2 separate regions of the Mus musculus genome follow, and region 1 is linked to region 2. Evidence: chromatin loops called from intact Hi-C (ENCODE). Cell type or tissue: left cerebral cortex. All regions are shown on one strand. Each heading gives the region's core, and the rest is flanking DNA. Links, peaks and the distances in the headings are about the cores only. Region 1 has its middle 19 kb from the start of Mir1929. Region 2 overlaps Prdm1 (PR domain containing 1, with ZNF domain).

Region 1 (9,589 bases), core at 730-8,729, 56 kb before region 2:
TGCTGTGAACAGATATCATGACCAAGGCAACTCTTCTAAGAATGACATTTAATCGGGGCTGACTTACGGGTTCAGAGGTTCAGTCCATTATCATCAAGGGAGCATGGCAGCATCCAGGCAGGCATGGCGCAGGAGGAGCTGAGAGTTCTACATCTTCATCTGAAGGCCACTAGGAGATTAATGACTTCCAGACAGCTAGGTTGAGGGTCTTAAAGCCTACACCCACGGTGACACACGTATTCCAACAAGGCCACACCTACTCCAACAAGGCCACACCTCCAAATAGTGCCATACCCTAGGTCAAACATATTCAAACCACCACAGGTGATACATTTCATGGTTGTTTCATTTTGTTCTAAAGAGATTACGGTTAAGAAACAATAATCAAGATGGAAAGCTGCTATTGAGTTAGCAGTAAGACTAGACAGACTGCTCTGAAAGAAGAAGAGGCTTGTTTGAGACTCTGAAAAAAAGCCAGTGTGCTTCTGAGGAACATGGATAAGGAGAAGCCAAAGATGGGGGAGACAGCAGCTACAGGGCCCAAGAGGCCACACCGTTATTTAAGTTGAGAAATAAAGAAAAGCCACTGGACCATCTTTATTATTGTTGTTTTATGTTTTGTTTTGCTTATTTGTTGTTAATCGTTGTTTTAAGACAGGGTGTTTCTGTTTGGCTGTCCTGAAACTCACCATGTAGACTTGACTAGCCTTGAATTCACAGAGATCCACTACTCTTTGCCTCCTGAGTGCTAGGATTAGAGGCATGCACCACCATACCTAGCCAATTTTAGTACATATCTTTTTTTTTAACTTTTTTTGATGGCTTGTGAATTTCACATCATGCACTCCAGTCTCATTCATCTTCCTGTCTCTTCGTTATCTTCCCTCAGCCCTTGCATCCTCCCCCTCGAAATAAGATAAAACAAAAGTCTCCTTTCAGATATCCTGTTGTTGCCCTGTGTCATGGAGATCCTGTAGCTTTTGGATCTGCAGGACTGGCCCCTTCATGTGTTCCAGCAGTTCATAGATGGGGTAGATGTTGAGGTGGCCAATTCATAGACCTGGGTCTGGGTCTGGGTGATAGCTGACTTGGTCAACACCAACTCTCCTGCTTCCACTGCCAGGTGAGCTTCCCAGCACTGCCCTGGCTAGCTCACCCAATGCTGTAGCCAGAGAGGGACAGGGCCAGCTCTCCTGCTCTCTAGCCACTCATCTGTGTCCATGCCACCAAGGGCCAGCTCTGCTGTGCTGCCCAGGCAAGGTACAGGGCCTGCCCTCTGAGCATTGTAGCTGGCAAGGGACAGGGACAGTTTATTTCTTAAACTTACATTTAATGTGTGTCTGTCTGTGTGTGTGTGTGTGTGTGTGTGTGTGTGTGTGTGTGTGTGTGTGTGTGTGTGTTTGTGTGTATGATGGGTATTGCCAGTTGGTTCACCATGAAAATCCCAGGGATGAAATTCTGGTCACTGCACTTCTTCAAGTGCCTTCACCCACTGAGCCATTTCACCTGCCCCGATTAGATGGCTTAGACAGAGAAATATGGATGTCTTAGAAAGGTCTTTTCAGTTACTGTGTGAGAAAGGAAAAACAGAGCAAAAGGCAGAGTAAGTGGCTTTTTATCATGGGCATGTGAGGAGTCACCAGGTCATATTCTTGATCTCTGAGCCACTTGAACATGTCTGGCGCATGACCAGCCTTGTGTGTTAAGCAGACTCTGACTACTGAGCTAAACCTCTAACCCCAATAATTTTCATGTGAATAGATTACACAGCTCTAGTGAAAAGGAAAGAAACCAAGTCATACTTGGAAACAGCAAGTCTTGCTGATAGACCAGGTGTGGAGGGATTGAAGTGATTCCTTTACACATAACCAGTCAGATTCATTTATGCTTTCTCTCCTTTGAGCTACAGGAGAAAGGTTTTTGTTTTTTGTTTTTTTTTTAACTGTGCTTTGTCAGTTATATTGGCCAGAAATGTAAACAACAGAATTTTCAAGAGAAACTTAGATTGAGTAAAATCTTAAAAAAAAAAAAGCAGCTCTCTTCACAGATTTTTAAACCTATATGACTTATAAGTTATGATATCAAATGTCTAAATTACTGGAAGAGTCCTCTACTGGCAAATAAGAGACCTAAACTCTTGGGACTCGAGGCCCTGTCTGGAATCTGGTAAGGAAATAATTGTTCTACAGACTTTATAGTATGTGAAGAACTGAGTTGGCACCATCCTTCCTTGATGCTGATCTTGTGACTGTTGGCGACCAGCATGTGTGGGTCTGTCCATCCCCTGCTATGAGTGTTCCTTGCAGAGAACAGTGCCTTTACCTGTCACCGTGGTGGGACTTTTGGAAAAACATTGCTTTTGTCTGCGCTGGGCTGAGATGAGGCAGAGAACTGAAAAAGCCAGATCTCAGGAATAGAAAGATGGAGTCTCTGGGGTCTGAAACAGGAGAGGGATATGTGTGCCCCCAAAATAATGATACGTGTTGAAGGACTAGTTTCGGCCTGACTGGGAAACCCAGGCAACAGCCAGATGTTACTGGCCTCTGGCAGTGTTTTTACTGGTAATCAGTTTTTGTACGACAGAAACTCCAAATTATCTAAGCAAACTAAGGGGTTGCTTTTACTCGTATTCTGAAAACTTGACATTGCCCTAGTTCTTAGGCACCATGTCTGTCTCATTCCTGAGCACTGCCTCTCCTGTATGCTAGCTTAGTTCTCAGGGGCATTTTTTTTGGGCACAAATAATAGTTTAGGGAATGTGGACCTTGAATTCTCTGCTAGACCAACAAGGATCGAGAGATCATCTCCTCTAACAATACAACTGAGACCCAGAGATGCTTGTTTGCAGAAAGGCCAGCACATGTTTTCTCAAACCTCATTGGTCAGAACTGAGCCAATCACCTATCCTGAAGCATTCTATGATGAGCATCATCAACAGTTTCCCAAGGGAGGAAGGGAGGAGAAGGTTCTTTGGTGACATTAGGGAGAAGAGGGTACAGAGGAGGCAACCTATGAGTTCCCACATCTCTACCACCTTCATTACTGTATGCAAGCCAAGTTAGATCAGGGGCAGTATAGACAGAGGTGAGCGTGACTTTGTTTCTTTTTGTGGGGAAGGGGAACAGGTACATGTAGACTAGACTACCCTTTACCTTAGGATCTTCCTGGCTCTCCCAGGTGCTGCTGGGATCATGGTATGGCCACCATCCCTGACAGTAGATCAGAATCTTTCTGTTCAGAGCCCCAGCTCTACCTGTTTCTGGCTAAGTCACCTCTGCAAGTTCCACTTTCTTCATCTGAAAAAAATGTAAACGATGGCTAGACTCGGAGACTCATGCCTGTAGTTTTAACACTTGGAAGACTGAGGCAGGAAGACTGCCATGAACTCCAAACTAGCCTAGGGTACACAGCGAGTACTTATCTGCAAAGCAAAACAAACCAAAACCAAAAATGTAAATGGCAACCTTAGTAAAGATCAAATTCATACATCAAAATATATGTTTGATCCAGCACTTAGGTGGCAGAGGCAGGCAGATCTCTTGAGTTTCAAGGCCAGCCTGGTCTACATAGGGAGTTCTAGACCAGCCAGAGCTGTATTTATTGTGAGACTGTCTACAAACCAAAAAAAAAAAAAAAAAAAGTACTTAGAGGGGCGAATAGGATTATATATTTGAAAAAATAAAAGTCAGATATGAAGTATTTTTGTTGGGTATGAGGCTCATTTCCACCCAATGGCACTGTGCACATAAGGAAGCCGGCTCTCTCCGTGTCAGGCAAGTTGGGGCCCATGTGGTGCCTTCATTGCAAGGAAGAGGGCTCATTGGTTCAGAACCAACCTTAGGCAGCAGGTGTTCAGGGCTGGGGTGTCAGAGTTTCAGCTTTGATTTTTCTATGAACTGGCTGGGTTATTAAAGTGTTGACCCTGTTCTCTTGTTTAAGAACTGGTTTCATTTCTAATGACACAGCAACCATCGAGCCATTCCTTGATTTAGTCACTAGAACCAAAACTGAAGTGTGGCTGGTTTCGTGTTGTTTTTATAGCAGTTAGTACAGAGAACAACAGGCTCCTGTGAAAACAGATGTATTGCTATCTCTCTCCATCTGCTGCCTCCCAGACTCCCAGCCGGGCTCTGCCAGAGCCCGAGCCTCAGCTTCGGTTCTTGTGAGAGAGGCTACCTTGAGGACAAGAACCTGGCTGCTCTTTCCAGGGCTAGGGGCACCTTTATTTTTCTCCTCTTCCTCCTCTCCCTCTCCTCCCCCTCCTCCTCCTCTTCTCCTTACTCCTCCTCCTCCTCCTCCTTCTTCTTGAAAAGGAGCTTTGCATCTTCCCAGGCATTTTACAGTTTGGAACGGAGTATCAGAGAGAGACCCTTGTTGCCCATTATGAACCCAGGAGGTTCTTCGTTTGATGGGCCTCTTTTAATATGAAGGTCTCATAACGCTGAACTAGAGTTTTTAGTTCTCTTGGGGGAAATCATCGTGTTAATTATAATGCTAAACTCCTCATAGTGAAGTCATACTCTCCTCACAGAAACCTAATCTTTGACAGTGTGTCTAGAATCAGATATAAAAGTGAGTGTTTACAAATAAAGGAACAGCAGTGGGCTAAGGCGGTAGGTAAATTAGCAAAGTGCTCACCCAGCACGTGACAGGCCTGGGGTTTGTCCCCAGCATTGACTAAACCAGGCATGGTGGTTCAAGCCTGTAATCCTGGTGTTGAAAGGCCATCCTTAGCTACAGACTGAGTTTGAGACCAGCCTCCGGGACATGGATCCTCTAAATTAATTAATTATATAATTTTAATTAAAAATTAAAATCCCCAAAGAAAACCAAAAACAAACAACAACATAAACCAACCCATAAACATAAACATTGATTCTTATATGTCTTCAGATTTAAGAATTACAGAACATAGAACACTGAGCTAACTCCCATGGAATAGTCAGGTTCCCTTGTGTATAAAATACAGTTAACAGGAAATGCCTCATAGGACAATAGAAGAGTTTATGTGAACAAGTAACATACAAAATGCTTGAGAAAGCACCTGGCAGTTTGTACCCCATAAATGCTGGTTGTTCTAGGCAGAGGATGTAACTCAGTTGGTATGTGCTTGCTTGGCATTCATAAAGCTCTGGGTTCCATTCCCAGCACCACATAAAACAAGGTGCTATGGCTTCTTCTACCTGTGATCCCGTTTTGGGAGGCTCTGTAGCCGAGGCCAAGTTTAAGGCCAACTTGGCATACATGAGACCCTGTCTTGAAAAACCAAACAAATCCATAACGTTTGGTTGTCATTGTCCTTGCTTCATGTTCTTGTCAACTACATGTTGAATATCCTCACCTCACTCCCAAAATACACTGACACACACAGACACAGATACACACAAACACACACATACACACAGATACACTCTCACACACTCACACAGATATACACAGTGACACACACAGACACACTAACACACATTCACATACATGCACACTGATACACAGATACTGACACACATACACACTGACACACACACACACATAGAGATACACTCAAACAGACATACTCACACAGAGACACACAAACACTCTCACAAACACACACACACACACACACACACACACACACACACCACCACCACCACCACCTCAGTCTCCTTCAGTGTCTGCCTACCCTCCATCATCTTCAGTTTTTCCTGCAACCTTTGATCTCAAGCTGTCCTCTGAAGTCTGTGTCTGTCCGACCTGACAGATGAGGCTAAGCCTGGCCCTCTTGCAAGCTGGCCTGTGCCAGAGTTGTCTAGGCAATGTTTGTTGCTTTTTAATGATAAGTATAACTTCTGGGGAGTGCTAATTTTAAAAACTTTTTAAAGGTCAATGCCATACTTCTGTTGAGCCAGCTCACCTGGAGATTGGCTTTAGTGATGGGATTCTCTGCTTTGGCTCTGCTATGCTGTTCTCAAGCCCACACACTGGACCTTCTTGGTCCAGTTGTCCATGTTTCCATAGTTGACCAAATTGTTTACCCTAATTCCCCCACAGTTAAGAAAATTCTGTGACATTGTCAAGAAAGCCATTGTCCATTTAAAAGGTCATTCATCTTTTTAAAGGTCTCGTTCATCTCATTCATCTTTTTCTCTCATTCATCTTCCATTGGTATTTTCTGCCTGTGTTCACTGTCTGCGCAACAGCGTGGCTGTTCAGCGCTCTCCATATGGACCTTTGATCCCTCCCAGATTGCAGATTTCTGGAGACCAAAGCCAGAGAGCTTGGTACCACTCCTGAGGTGAAGGGCAGAACGGGCGCAGCCTGTCTGAGGACTCTCGAGAGGGTTCTGCCAAGCACATGGCTCTCTACTTTTCTCCTCTGTTATTTCCAGAAAGTCTCACAAACTCCTTCCATCTCAATTCGGGCCTTCTTCAACAAGCAGAGACAGATTTAAGGTGAGGGACTTCTCCGGCTGGCCCTGCAGCCGGGGTCTGAAAGTGACGTGTCAGGCAGGGGTTGGGGCGTGGTTGGCCTCCACCCTCGGCTGGAAAAGGACATTTTTTTTTTTCAAGGAGAAGGTCTTGTCTCTGTGTCTACCTCATCGCAATCCTCTTTGTCTGGTTTCTTCCTCCTACCCAGTCTCCTTTGCCTGCCTTCCCCTTTCCCTGACTGACTTCCAGGCTACCCCTCCCCCAGCCTGTCTTCGTGCCTTCCTCCTTACACTCGCCTGATCCTCTGTGCGTCTGGTCGGTTTCTGTTCCCTCTTGTTCTTTTTCTTTCACTTTCCGCCGCCCACCCGTCATTTTTAACAGTGTCATCATGACTTACAGTGTGGGAACATGGAACTCAGCGTCTCCCACATTACACAGCCATCTCCGGATTCCATGTGACCAGCACTCTTGCCCTTCGCTATGAGGGCAGAATTGATGCCCCACCACTTCCCAGCTGCCAAGGCCCAACTCTCTCTGAGTCTCTGCTTCCTGCTCACTGCAGAGGAGGGCAAGGCTAGAGCGGGAGGATGGGGCAGCTGCTCGTACAACTGCGAGCGGAGGTTTCTAGTACTGACATATATGACTATCTTCATAATCGACAGAGCTCAGCTGAAACATCCAAGTCAAACGAATAGCAGGGTCTCAGTCATACACAGAAAGCACTCTTCCCTTTTTCTTCCCTCAGCCCCACACATGCAGGCTTGTGCAATCAGTTCTTATATAAAGATCTGCTTGAAGTCAGGCCTGGGGTTTCTCGGAGGCATTATACCCCCCTTTCAAAGGTCAGGGTTCACTCAGAGCAGCTAGAGTAACCTGGATGTTAAGAGTTGGGAGGGGAGGCACCTCGAGGTTTCCGGGAATAGGACCTTCTTAGACTCTGTTTCACAATGCAAAGAATGGTTTGTATGTCTCACATGCAAACCAGATTTGTTGATCTGAGTGGCAATGTCCCTTTGCAACTGTGACCAAGGATGGAAATTAAGCCTGTCTCTGTCTCAGAGGCTGGGCTTCTGCCAAGCACTCCGTTTACTGCTGGTTTGCTACCTTAACCCTTGGCAGCAGCCCGGGGCTCTGCTTGCAGCCAGCACCCAGCCAACACAGTGAAAGTGATCTTTGCATTGAGCTGTCTGCCTACAGGTCTCTACAGGCATCTCCTGCCCTGGCCTGTCTGCAGAGCCAGAGAGGCTGGCTGACAGGAAAGTGAGCCAAGGCTCCTGGCAACGTTCCAAGTCCCAGAAAGGAACTGCACCTAATCCAGCATCCTCTTCCTTTTTTTTTTTTTTTTTTTTTTTTTTCAGGTGCAAGTGGTTAAAATTCACAGTCATGGTTCCACTGAGTGGAGAAGCTTCACTCCCAACACAGCAGGGCCGGTCCGGCGCTGGGGCCCAGTTAAAGGTGATTAAGCTGTTTAGAACAGAACGGATGCTCAAAAAAGGGGCCTCCAGCCACGTTCCTCTCTGTTCTGCTGTAGGATGCTGGACACAAAGGCCCTCGGCAGCTGCCACCCCTCAGTCTCGAACTTGCCTAGAACCCTGAGCAGAGACATAGTCGGTTCACTATCCGGTACCGACCGGTTCTGGTATTCTGTGACAGTGGTAAGCGAAACGAAGCCACCTCCCATGGGCGCACCCTCCCACGACACCTGCAAGAGAGCAGCCACAAAGCATGAGGCTGCTGGTCCGTAAAGACCTCGAAGTGGCCTCAGAGGCCCAGTTCGGGTACTGAGAAAGTATTGATGTTTATGGACTATGCAAAGATGGTCTGAAGAAAAGGGAAAATACAGCAGAGATCTTCCTACATAGGAATGCAGTTTCAAAACACAATTTGAAAAGAACTATTTCTAGGGGCTGAAGAGGTGGCTCAGCAGTTAAGAACACTGGGAGCAACTCCAGAAGACCCAGGTTCAATTCTCAGTGCCCACATGGCAGCTCACAACTGTTTATAACTCCAGGTCCAGGAGATCAAACACCCTTCCAAATACATAATGTAGGCAAAACACCAATGCACATAAAATTGAAAGAAAGAAAGAAAGAAAGAAAGAAAGAAGGAAAGAGAGAGAGAGAGAGAGAAAGAGAAAGAAAGAGAGAAAGAGAAAGAGAGAAAGAGAGAAAGAAGAAAATAAATCCGGGTAACGGTGGCACATGCCCTTAATCCCAGCACTCGGGAGGTAGAGGCAGGGGAATCTCTGTAAATTTCAGAATAGCCAGAGCTGCACAGAGAAACCCTGACTCAAAAAAAAAAAAAAAAAAAAAAAAAAAAAAGAAAGAAAAAAAAAAGAAAAAGAAAAGAAAAAGGAAAAGGAAAAGGAAGGAAGGGAGGAGGAAGCGGAGGGGAACTAGTTCTATAAAACCGTAGCTTTCATCCGTATTCACTAAAGGGCAGCAGTCTACCACTCCAGGCTGCCTTATATCAGAACTAAATGTGTAATGCTGCCCAGGCTGAGTACTCACCTTAGGGTCCTTTTAACTGGTTTTGAAAGTTTCAAAGCTGAACTTCCTAAGGGCTTTGCCCTAGACCTATCGATACACATGGAAATGTAAGGGGGAAAAATCCTTTAACCTCCATATATATACACATACATACATATTAATCTGAAAAAAAAAGGAGAAATTGAGATGTAATAGTAGAGGCAGGACTAGCAGTAACTGACTAATACTTACTATGCTCATATGCGGTATGAGTGTAAACGTCATACACACGCAGTGTCAGGTTTTTTAAATTCGATTGTATGACTGAAATGCTTGGTAGAACTTCTGCTTCTGGCCAGGATGGGATAATCGACCCAATGTGTCTTCCTTCCTGCAATAACCTCCAGGAGGAAAGCAGACAGAACACACAAAGCGCTTGTTTTCACAACAGCAGACCTCAGGCAGTACAGAGCAGTGCTCCCTGAGAACCGGGAAACAAACGAGGGGCCCTGGGCTTGCCTTCACCTGCTAGACCGCACTCGGGTTGCTTAATAAGTGGGAACTGTGTTTTGTTCTTAACGTTTGGCACCCTTTTTCTAACTGGGTTGTAAAGTCTTTGAGAACAGAGGCTCCCTGTCCTGGACAGCACACCCCTAGTCTATGATGCAGTTGTCACATGTTGCTTGCTGAATAGACACTCACCGGATAAAAACC
Region 2 (9,589 bases), core at 462-8,461:
CACCCTGCCCCCTCTTTTTTTCTAAACAGCAAATATGCACACCATGTCTACTACTCAGTATCTGAGGCATTATCCTCTGAGGGACGGGTTAACTTGATACTCCACTTTCTTCTCTGAAGCAGTTGATGTGACGCCTGCCTGTGTGCAAAAGCAGCAAAAATACAATCTCCCTGTGGTACCTCACAGAGGACCCGCCATCCATAGAGTGAGTGAAAGGTGGTTCAGAACCACAGCAGACTGTGGCAGGCCGTGCTTCTCCAGGACTCTCTGTCTGTTTCTTCCTAACATGATTTAATGACTGGTTAAGAGTTCAGGCCATTTGGCTTGGGATACAGCTCAGTGGCAGAGCACTCACCTACTGAGCACAAGGACCCTGGCTCAGTTCTCACAACAACAACAACAACAACAACAGAGCTAAGTTTTGTGCTGTAAGGTGCTCACGTTTGGCAAACGTGCCCAAAAGTATGAACAATAGCAGCAGCTCCTTGGGGTTCTGCCCAGCTGGCAATAAGAGCAGTGTCTAATCTGCTAACATCGGGAGCAGAATCAGTTTCCAGTTCCGGCATGAAGTTGTTAAACATCTTGGGCATCTCCCTTGACCGTCTCCGAATCTCTGGGCTGGAGATACTCCAAGTCCAACACCGTCGTCACCTCCTTCATGGGAAACCCCTGGGAGGAAAGGACACTGTCTTAAAGCCCCCCACTAGCCAAAGCAAAGGACCTCTACAATCCAAAAAATGCCAAGGTCCCTGGGGAGGTTTTAGGAAAGCCTCTGCCTCTTTGGCCTGTGGACAGGACTACATTCACAGGGTGGTTATTAATGAGACAAGTGCATTAGGAGCCGACTCATGTTTTGGTTATCCACCCTGCTGCACGCATTGGTTAGTAGTTCCTTGGGTCATCTAGGTCAAATGTCCCCTTGGCCTAGTTTCCCTCGTCCCTAGGTCACTAGAGAGGCACCTGCTTCCTTCAGCCTGTCCTAAGGGTGTGCTCATGGAGGGAGGATGCCCACCAGTCACTGGACAGAAAACACATCCCTACAACTAAGCTTGGGATAGGTGGCCACCTGCTTCCCACCTCTTCGATGTATGCATTACTGAGTGTGGACTACATTTAGAAATGTAAGTGTGGGGACAGCCCCACAGTGGGGAACTGGCTGTGTCGTCTGGCCATTTTCCACCACACCAGGCCTGGCTGGTGTGTACTTGAGTGCCTCCTTTAACATCCCTAGTCATGCAGGCTCACAGGAGGGCAGACTCACACTGGTAGAACCGGTCTACTTCCTGGTGCTCCCGTACTTACTTCCCCAACTATGCAAAGGGGTGGAGGAGGGAAGCCTGCTATGATTGGCATCTTCCTTGCTACACCTGAGCCCAAAGGTGTTCAGGGAAAGGTCATGTGGTGGCTGTCAACACAGACAGGACTTGAGGCCAGGCCAACCTGGCTTCACCAGGGAACATACCACCAGGAATGAAAAGGAACACTGGACACGAAGCCATGTCACTTCCGGCAAGACAGGGACAGGCCATGGCTTTGGGTCTCCTGAACTCCTTTGTGTCTTCTTTATGGCTCTGCCCTCGTCCCTTGGCTCGTCCCATCGGGTGCCGCTGGACTATCACCTACCTGTCGTGCCAGCAGGTTGGAGAGATGACCAGGCATGTTTTTTGGTGATCAGGGTGGTAAAATGGCCCACATCATCTGTGCTGGAGGCAATCACAACGAAACTGAACAGTCAAGTAGAAAACTGTCCGCCCACAGGCCCGCCGAGCCCAGTGCAGCAGTGGAGGTTAGGGGGTCGGGCTGCTCAGGCCAGCCTCTCTGCTACAGCTCGTGATTCAGAAATTACTGGAAGCACGCTTGCTTTTTCAGTCACCGTCTTTCAACGGTTTATTCATAAGGCAATTTTTCACTTTTCACTCGTTTTCAGCCCCTTTCACATCTATCTACTCACAGTTTCTGTCTTGGCTTTAACCTTTCCCTCCTCCTCCTCCTCCTCCCCCTCCCCCACTTCTCCCCCCCTCCTCCTCCTCTTCTTCCTTCTCCTCTTCTCCTGCTCCTCCTCCTCTCCCTCTCTAAGCTCAATTTGTCCTTATTCCCCCTTTTAAAACTTTAAACCGTTAAAGTGGTATAGAGGCCTCAGTGGCCTCACTAACTGAAAAGGTCCCTTTCACTGTCCCCTTAGGGGTCTCCTTACTGTGTTCTCAGGGCTTCCTCAGTTGCCAGTGTTTCTGTACCTTGCTCCTTTTTGTGACAATAAACTTAAAATCTTTTTTTACTTGTCTTGTAAATATGATTTTGCTTAAACAAAAACAAACAAAAAAGCAACAGCAACAGCAAAGCACAAAAGAAGGAGGGAAAGGACAAAGAAGAAAAAGGAAAAACAAGAGCAATTACAGGATTCTGGTTTTGGAGTCCAGCAAGAATTTAACTTAAGCATACTCACTATTCCTATTTTTTAAGAAATGTAGGTTTCTTTCAGGTGAGTGTATTAAAGCACATAGTTCTCACAAGTCAGCAGGACCTGCAAGCTCACTGTCCTTGGCCAAAGAAGACACAATGGCTGGTTCCACACTAATTTGCCCCCCCATTCTGGGTTCCCTCTACTCTCTGATCTCTAGGCACTTATGCAGCAACCTGGTTTCCAAGGACAACAGGAAATCATGGAGTCTTAGCATAGCAAAGGTATGTTACTTCCAAGATTGCCAGAAACAATCCAGGAGTGGCTCCTCATTCTAAGGGTCGGAAAATCAGGGTGAATGGGGGGAGTGATGGGCAGACCTAAGACTAGTGCTCTTTATTATGAGTACACAGTGTGTCCCCTGTGAGTAGGGACTTACATTCAGTTTCTTCCTTGAATGTATTCCTAGACTATGGGCCCGAGACATGTGGAAGAAAGTTAGGTGACCTTGCTATTAATCTTCAGGTTAGGTTATTGATAGTAGGTTATGTGTTACTGGATGACAAAGGTTTACATAGAAGTTGCTGATGTTCCATACTTCCTTAACCTGTATGGGTGGGAACTTGAACTCAGGGTCACTGTGCTGATACTGATGGGAGAGGGGAGGGCAGAGGCCACCCTTCTTCCTGAGTACCTCCTGCACTGGTTGGGGGTTCTCTAACAGGGCCAGGGGAACTCTTTGTTTCATTGCTGTTCATGATTCCTGGGAACTGCAAGGTGGGACACTCTTTGTTTCTTCCTTTCTTCCTTTCTTCCTTTCTTTGTTTCTTCATTTCTTTGTTTGTTTCCTTCTCTTCCTTCCTTCCTTCCTTCCTTCCTTCCTTCCTTCCTTCCTTCCTTCCTTCCTTCCTTCCTTCCTTCCTTTCTTCTCCTCCCTCCCTCCCTGCCTCCCTCCTTCCCCCCTCTCTCTTTCTTTCTTTCTTTCTTTCTTTCTTTCTTTCTTTCTTTCTTTCTTTCTTTCTTTCTTTCTTTCTTTCTTCCTTTCCACAGAATCATGGACTCTTCCTCAGAGTTAGGCAGGCTTTTCTAGTTTGTTAGGTCATACATACTTTGTTTCTAAAGAGTCTCAGGAGGTTAAGGAAACTAAAGTTCTCCACCAAAGTCTTGAACATGTCTTGGTTTAGGTCCTCGGCTGCACATAAAATTGACAGATGCTTGGACTGTTGGCATAGAGGGGCTTGCTGGGATATCTTGGGATGAGCTTGTGTTTTTAAGTGGGGTGACTCTTCCTTAATTCCTACAAGTCGGAAAACTCTGTCCCTGCCTGAGGAGAACCCCAGTGTCTTATAAACCTCAGAGATAGTTAGTCTCAGTCTAAATCAATGGTTCTCAGCCTTCCTAATGCTGCAACATTTTAATGAAGTTCCTCATGTTGTAGTGACCCCCAACCATACAATTATTTTGTTGCTACTTCATAGCTCTAATTTTGTTGTTATGAGTTGTAATGTATCTGATGCGCGACCTCCAGGATGGGGTCACTGGTTTAAACTCTTCTGCTGTGATCTTATTTGTTCCCCACCCATAGTGGAGAGCAGCTGGTTTCCTTTGTCCACAGGTGAGTTTTCCTGATGCCCAAAGATGGGGCGTTTTCCTATCATTTCACGAAAACACATTTTGTAAGCACACTGAAGAATCTCTTACCAAAATTACCCGATGGTGCTTATCTGCCACTTCCTCTTTCTTTCTCGATAGGGCAGAGGAAAAACTCAAAGATGACTATGTCACACTTGTGCTGAATAACACCTTCTATCTTAAACACAGAGAGAGGGAAATGTGTACAGGGCCAATCCTGACTCAGCACTTGGCAAGCCTGGAAGGAGCCAACTAGGAGAAGGTTCGTTAAGTTTATAGTATTCTGAGAAGCTGGGCCACAGCAGAGAAGATTTGCATAAATCTGGTTAAAAATAACCTTCTGGAATCTTGCTGCAGTTTTCGTCTGAATCACACCGATTAGGGCTGTATTGAAATTAAAATCACTTCTCGCTTATTTAAGCTGTCAGCACTACTTTGAACACTTGGACTTTGGGGTCTTTGAGGTCTTGAAAAGGGATGTGGTGGGAGGCTTCTCCATGGTCTCAGAAACTCAGGATCATCACACAGCTGGAAGTGGATTTTAAGAGGTAGCTAATTCCAAGAATGGTCTAGCTGAAGGCAATGAAATCAATGTATTATGGGAAAAGTGCTCCACCTTTGCGGACTGGCTCATGGAGCGCCTTGAAACCTTCCTCTCATTGAGCATCTTTTAGCTGCCCCTCTGCCCTCCTCTCTGGACAACCTCCCTGGAGGCCTGGTTTTGTTAGAAAGCCTTCTCCATGTGCATCCTATTGTTTTTCCTCCCTCTGACCTGGCCCTTTCTCATTATCTTTTTTTTTTTTTATTCTTTTTCCTTTTGGGGGGAAAGGGGGAGACAGGCTCTCACTATATAACCCTGATTTGCTTGGAATTCCTTATGTAGAGCAGGATGGCCCTGAACTAAAAGAGATATGCCTGCCTCTGCTTAAAAGTATGTGCTACCACACTTGGTACACACACACACACACACACACACACACACACACACACAGAGAGAGAGAGAGAGAGAGAGAGAGAGAGAGAATAACATCATTTACATCAGTTTATGAGAACAAAATTATTTCATTTCCCCCAATGAAAGGCCATCAAGAATTGTGCTCATAAACTTCTATGATGCACCACGTATAGTCTCTATATTGTAATATGATAGGGAATATTTCTGTATAGCTTTTATGTAATTAAGGAAATTTAAAAAAGAATTAGTGACTTCTTGAGACTTGCTTTGCCCACTGAGGACTATGTAAATCTAACAGTCCAAACTCTGGCAGAGGCGCTTAGGCTCCTGGTGGGTGTTACTGTCCCACTCAACTCTATGCATAGTTGTTCCTGAGATGGGCAACTCTAAAGAAAACAAGACCTCATCTACCAAAGAATGATGATTTATGTTAGCAATTGTTACACCCTAGATATTAAGGAGGTTTTAAATATATATATTACCACAATGGTTCTGTAGAACTCGGGCATCTAATCAGCACCACTTGGCACATTAGGATAATAGGGTTCTGCTTTTCTTAACTGCACAGTTATATGTTGGCAGCATTTCAAGATGTTTAAGTGAATTAGGATGAAACCCTGAAAGCAAAAGAAAACACAAGAGAGTCTGGAGGGCCGAAGTATAAGGAGTATTGTTTTCTCAACATACAGCGTGGACTCATCAAGTTGGCCATGGTGAAATGGGAGCCACGAAAAGCATCAGAAAGGGGGTTCCAGAACCTTCTCGAGAGAGCAGTCACGTTTTAAGACCCATCTCCTATTTTTATCTTCCAAAGGGAATCAATTTGACTTGTGCTGTCTCTCTCTGGGGACAGGTTAGGTTCTGAAACATCCATGAAGAAGAAAGGAGTCTCAGTCTCACCATAGGATCCACCAGGCTCCGAGCCATGCCACCAGGAACCCTGATCTTCACACTAGTTTGGGGTTAGTCAGCCTTTTGGAAATTCACATCAAGTACCCGAGTTGCCAATGAGAGTCCCAAGTTTGGAGTGGTGGTGGAGGAACATAGGGCATTTTTTGTGGCACATTTTGGGTTAGCTTCAAACCACAGAAACAATACTAATGTCAACAGCAAGAAAGGTTTCTGACCCCAGCTTCCCAGAAGCCCTCACCCACCTGCAGGCTGTGAGTACATATGTGACATTTCTGAAATAGACACTAGTCTTCCTTAGTTCCTCACTATGACCTCAGGTATACTGATACACATCCATAACTCATAAGGAAGGGAAAACTGCACACTATTGAGAGTGATGGCACAGCGCCCTGAACACACTTGGTCTTGGAAACTAAGCAGCGTCTGGCCTGGTTAGTAGTTGAATGGGAGCATGAGATAGTTCAGGTCAGTGATGCTCACTCGCTTCCTAGGACAGCCCACAGAAAGGGGAGATATTGGGCATCACGTCATATTGCTGGAAAAAGGGGGCGGGGCAGAGAGAGACAAACTGAAAATTCTTGGCGACGTGGCTCAGTGACCCTGTGGTAGTCAATAACACAGGAACATCTTTCAAGACACTAGACAAGCATTGGTAAAGCATGAACATTTATATTTTAATTTACATTTTGACAATTTGCACATAAATAACAATGTAAACCAGTACGTAAACATAAGATAGTTTGTTGTTCTAGCAAAGTAAAAAGCCAATAACTTTGGTCAGTTTTAACTCTGAGGAAAAAACAAACAAACAAACCAACCAACCAACCAACCAACCACTGTTCATTGTGGGCTCAACACTCTCATGTAAGAGGCCTAAGAGGAAGACAGATGGCAAGAAAAGCAATTGTCCTTGTAAAAATCCTCCCAACACAAGAAAAGCACAGGAGGAAAACAACCCAAGTTCACTGCAAAGAAATCGTATTTGTATTTGGTGTCAATGTCAGGTCATGCTTTGGTTAACCTACAATTAAGTGAGTATTTTTCTCAAATACAGATGCATCCAGAAATGTCAGTCTTGTTGGGGCTGCAGCCCAGTGACAGCTTGCTTGCTTGCTAGCATGTGTGGAATCTCTGGTTTTGATCCTTGGAAGGTAAAGAGAAACCCATCTAGCTAGTCACAGCAACAGGTCAGTAAGGCTCTTGGGTTTCCCCCAGAGGATCTGAAGTTTTCCCTCTTTGTAAGTTGATCTATATATACAAAACTCTAAGGTAAGCATCAGACTGAGCAGTGAGCATGAGTCAGGGTTCTAGAGGAGGGAGAGAAAGAGGAAGAAGAAGAGGAAGAGGAAGAGGAGAGCAGAAATAGAAAAATGATTTTTATTCTGTGACCCAACTGACACACATGTAGCAAGGCCATCAAATGCGACTGGATGGTGTGGTGTTTCTATCCATCCCAAGATGCTACACACCCTCACCTCTGCACTGAGGTGCTCTGCTCTCTGGTAGTAGGCAGGGTGGTGCCCAAGCACCAAAGTCATAGCGAGGTCATGGAGTTTTAAGCAAAACTTCAGAGAGATTCTTTTTGCTCTTAGGAAAAATAGGTTCTTTTACATGGCTTGGCTCACAATTTAAGTGGTTATAAATATATCATATATACACATGGTATACTGGTATAAATAGGTTCATAAATATACAGCATTCTTTATTACACCTTGAACACCAACAGGTAACCTTTGGGCTTAGGAGAATACAGGACCGAACCACCCAGCCTACCATTTGGAAGCACACACGCTCAGCTGGGTAGCAACTCATGAGATACGACATTAATTCCTGCACTCCTACTGGATACACTCAATGAGGTAATTGTTGAACACTTTTGCAATGCCCTTTCATCTTTAATTAAGTTAATTATACAATGCAAAAACACAAATACTGAGAAAAGCTGAGTTTTACAGATACAATACAGTTGATGCGTTGGGGACAGGAATGTTCATTACCCGCTTAACCTAAGATGATAAGAATACCCGTTTTTACTTTTATTTTTTTCTGTTCTCTTTGCTTGCTTGTATTTTAAGTGTGGCCTGAGCCTTTCTATATCAAATCCTTCTTGGTAGGGCACCAGCTTTGTGCAATTTTGATATTAAAAAAACAAAAACAAGCCAACAGCAAAATGACAGCCAGACTCAAACCCCCCAACCCACACACACACACACACAACATCTGTGCTTTACGACAGATCTTCTGAACACGGCTTTTTTATCTTCTTCACATTTTCAGATAACACCCAGGGATGCCAAAGTCATATGGCCACTCAGAATGGTCATGTGACATTGGGAGACAGGTTGGCAAAGCCTTCCTGTCACTGTTTGGTAAAATTGTGACTAGGAGGAGGAAAACCAAACCATCATTCTGAAACATAAAATATTTTTCTTCTTCCTTCCCCTCAAATTATTGCTGAGCAATTCTGCACATGTATCCCCAACTTAGAGAATGTCACTCAGATTGTGTGATCTTCTGAGTTAACACACCAACCACATGACTTTGGCAATATCAAAACCTCATTTTAAAGCATTATCATAGAGAAAGGTTGCCTGAAATCACAGAGCTATCTTCTAAGTCTCAGGCATTTAAACAGATGTGCAGAAATTATCTACAAAGAATGGCCACAGGACAAAGATACAACATTTATACTCAAATTACAAAGAATCTTTCCAGTCATTGTAAACTTCTTTAATTATTGCTTTTTGAAAGATAAACTGTATAATAAATTATGAAGAATTATCATTGAAAAAATAATTATGGCTAGGCAATAGTTTTAGTAATAGGAAGGCGCTATGCAAACATATCCACACAAATATTCAAAATACACAGGTTCAAATATATAGACATGGCTGTAAATAAGTATATATATATTTATAATATGTATATATGTATATATGTATATATAGTGAGTCTTTGCCTCATTTATGCCCTGAGATTTTGGTAACATTGGAGTCCTTCTTTAATTCCAGAGAGGTGCAGGGAAGCACCCGGTGCCAGCGGAGCTTTGCAGATCTGGAGTCATGTACAAGCAATTTGCTAAAGGCACCCTGATTCACCAAGCCATACCCTAAGAAGCAACACGAAACACTTATTTTCTGAAAATCTTAAGGATCCATCGGTTCAACTGTTTCTTGTTTGACCTTTACAGGCACCAGAGGTAGTGGGTTGCTGTGAGGCAACTTCATGAGGGACAGGTCCGATGACTCATAGAGGCTGCACCCTGAGGAGAGGAGGCCGTTCCCCATGTTTCTTTGCAAAGACACTTTCAGACTGGTTTCTTCTTTCTCTTTTCTGACCACAGCTAGAATCTCCTTCTCCACCATGGAGGTCACATCGACACTGTCCTCCATGTCCTCAAGACGGTCTGCATTGTCGCTGATGTCGAACCTCTCAATTTCTTCATTGATTCGGGTCAGATCCTCCAAAGGCAGCCCAGCAGCTGGGCCCGCAGGGCAGTTGCCCTTCAGGTGGACCTTGAGGCTGCAGAGATGGATGTAGCTCTTGTGACACTGGGCACACTTGTGAGGCCGCTCCCGGGTATGCAGTCGCTTGTGCAGCTTCAGGTGCACAAATTGCGTAAACTTGGCAGGGCACACCTTACATTGGTAAGGTTTTTCTCCAGAATGCAATCGAAGGTGGGTCTTGAGATT

What was found. Hi-C counts contacts between places; a loop is a spot of excess contacts. Peaks named below come from ENCODE experiments on the same cell type or tissue, not always from the same donor. Only the 100,000 strongest peaks of a DNase experiment are listed, where the experiment ranks them.
Region 1: it touches region 2 in a loop (4-fold over the local background); 8 of 42 quality-filtered maps call a loop at or near these places.

The regions. Positions count from the first base shown.
Region 1 is chr10:44,373,978-44,383,566 of GRCm38, forward strand. No RefSeq gene overlaps it. Among named protein-coding and RNA genes, the nearest start is that of Mir1929, 19 kb to the left of the region's middle. In left cerebral cortex, for the core only: no CTCF peak of the experiment used is centred there; DNase peaks (open chromatin) are centred at 4,071, 6,752 and 7,485; H3K27ac peaks cover 538 bases.
Region 2 is chr10:44,430,624-44,440,212 of GRCm38, forward strand. It overlaps Prdm1 (PR domain containing 1, with ZNF domain), which reads right to left. Exons shown (of 7, transcript NM_007548.4): 7 at 6,551-9,589. The coding sequence ends at 9,044. Among named protein-coding and RNA genes, the nearest start is that of Gm35028, 7.4 kb to the left of the region's middle. In left cerebral cortex, for the core only: no CTCF peak of the experiment used is centred there; a DNase peak (open chromatin) is centred at 4,272.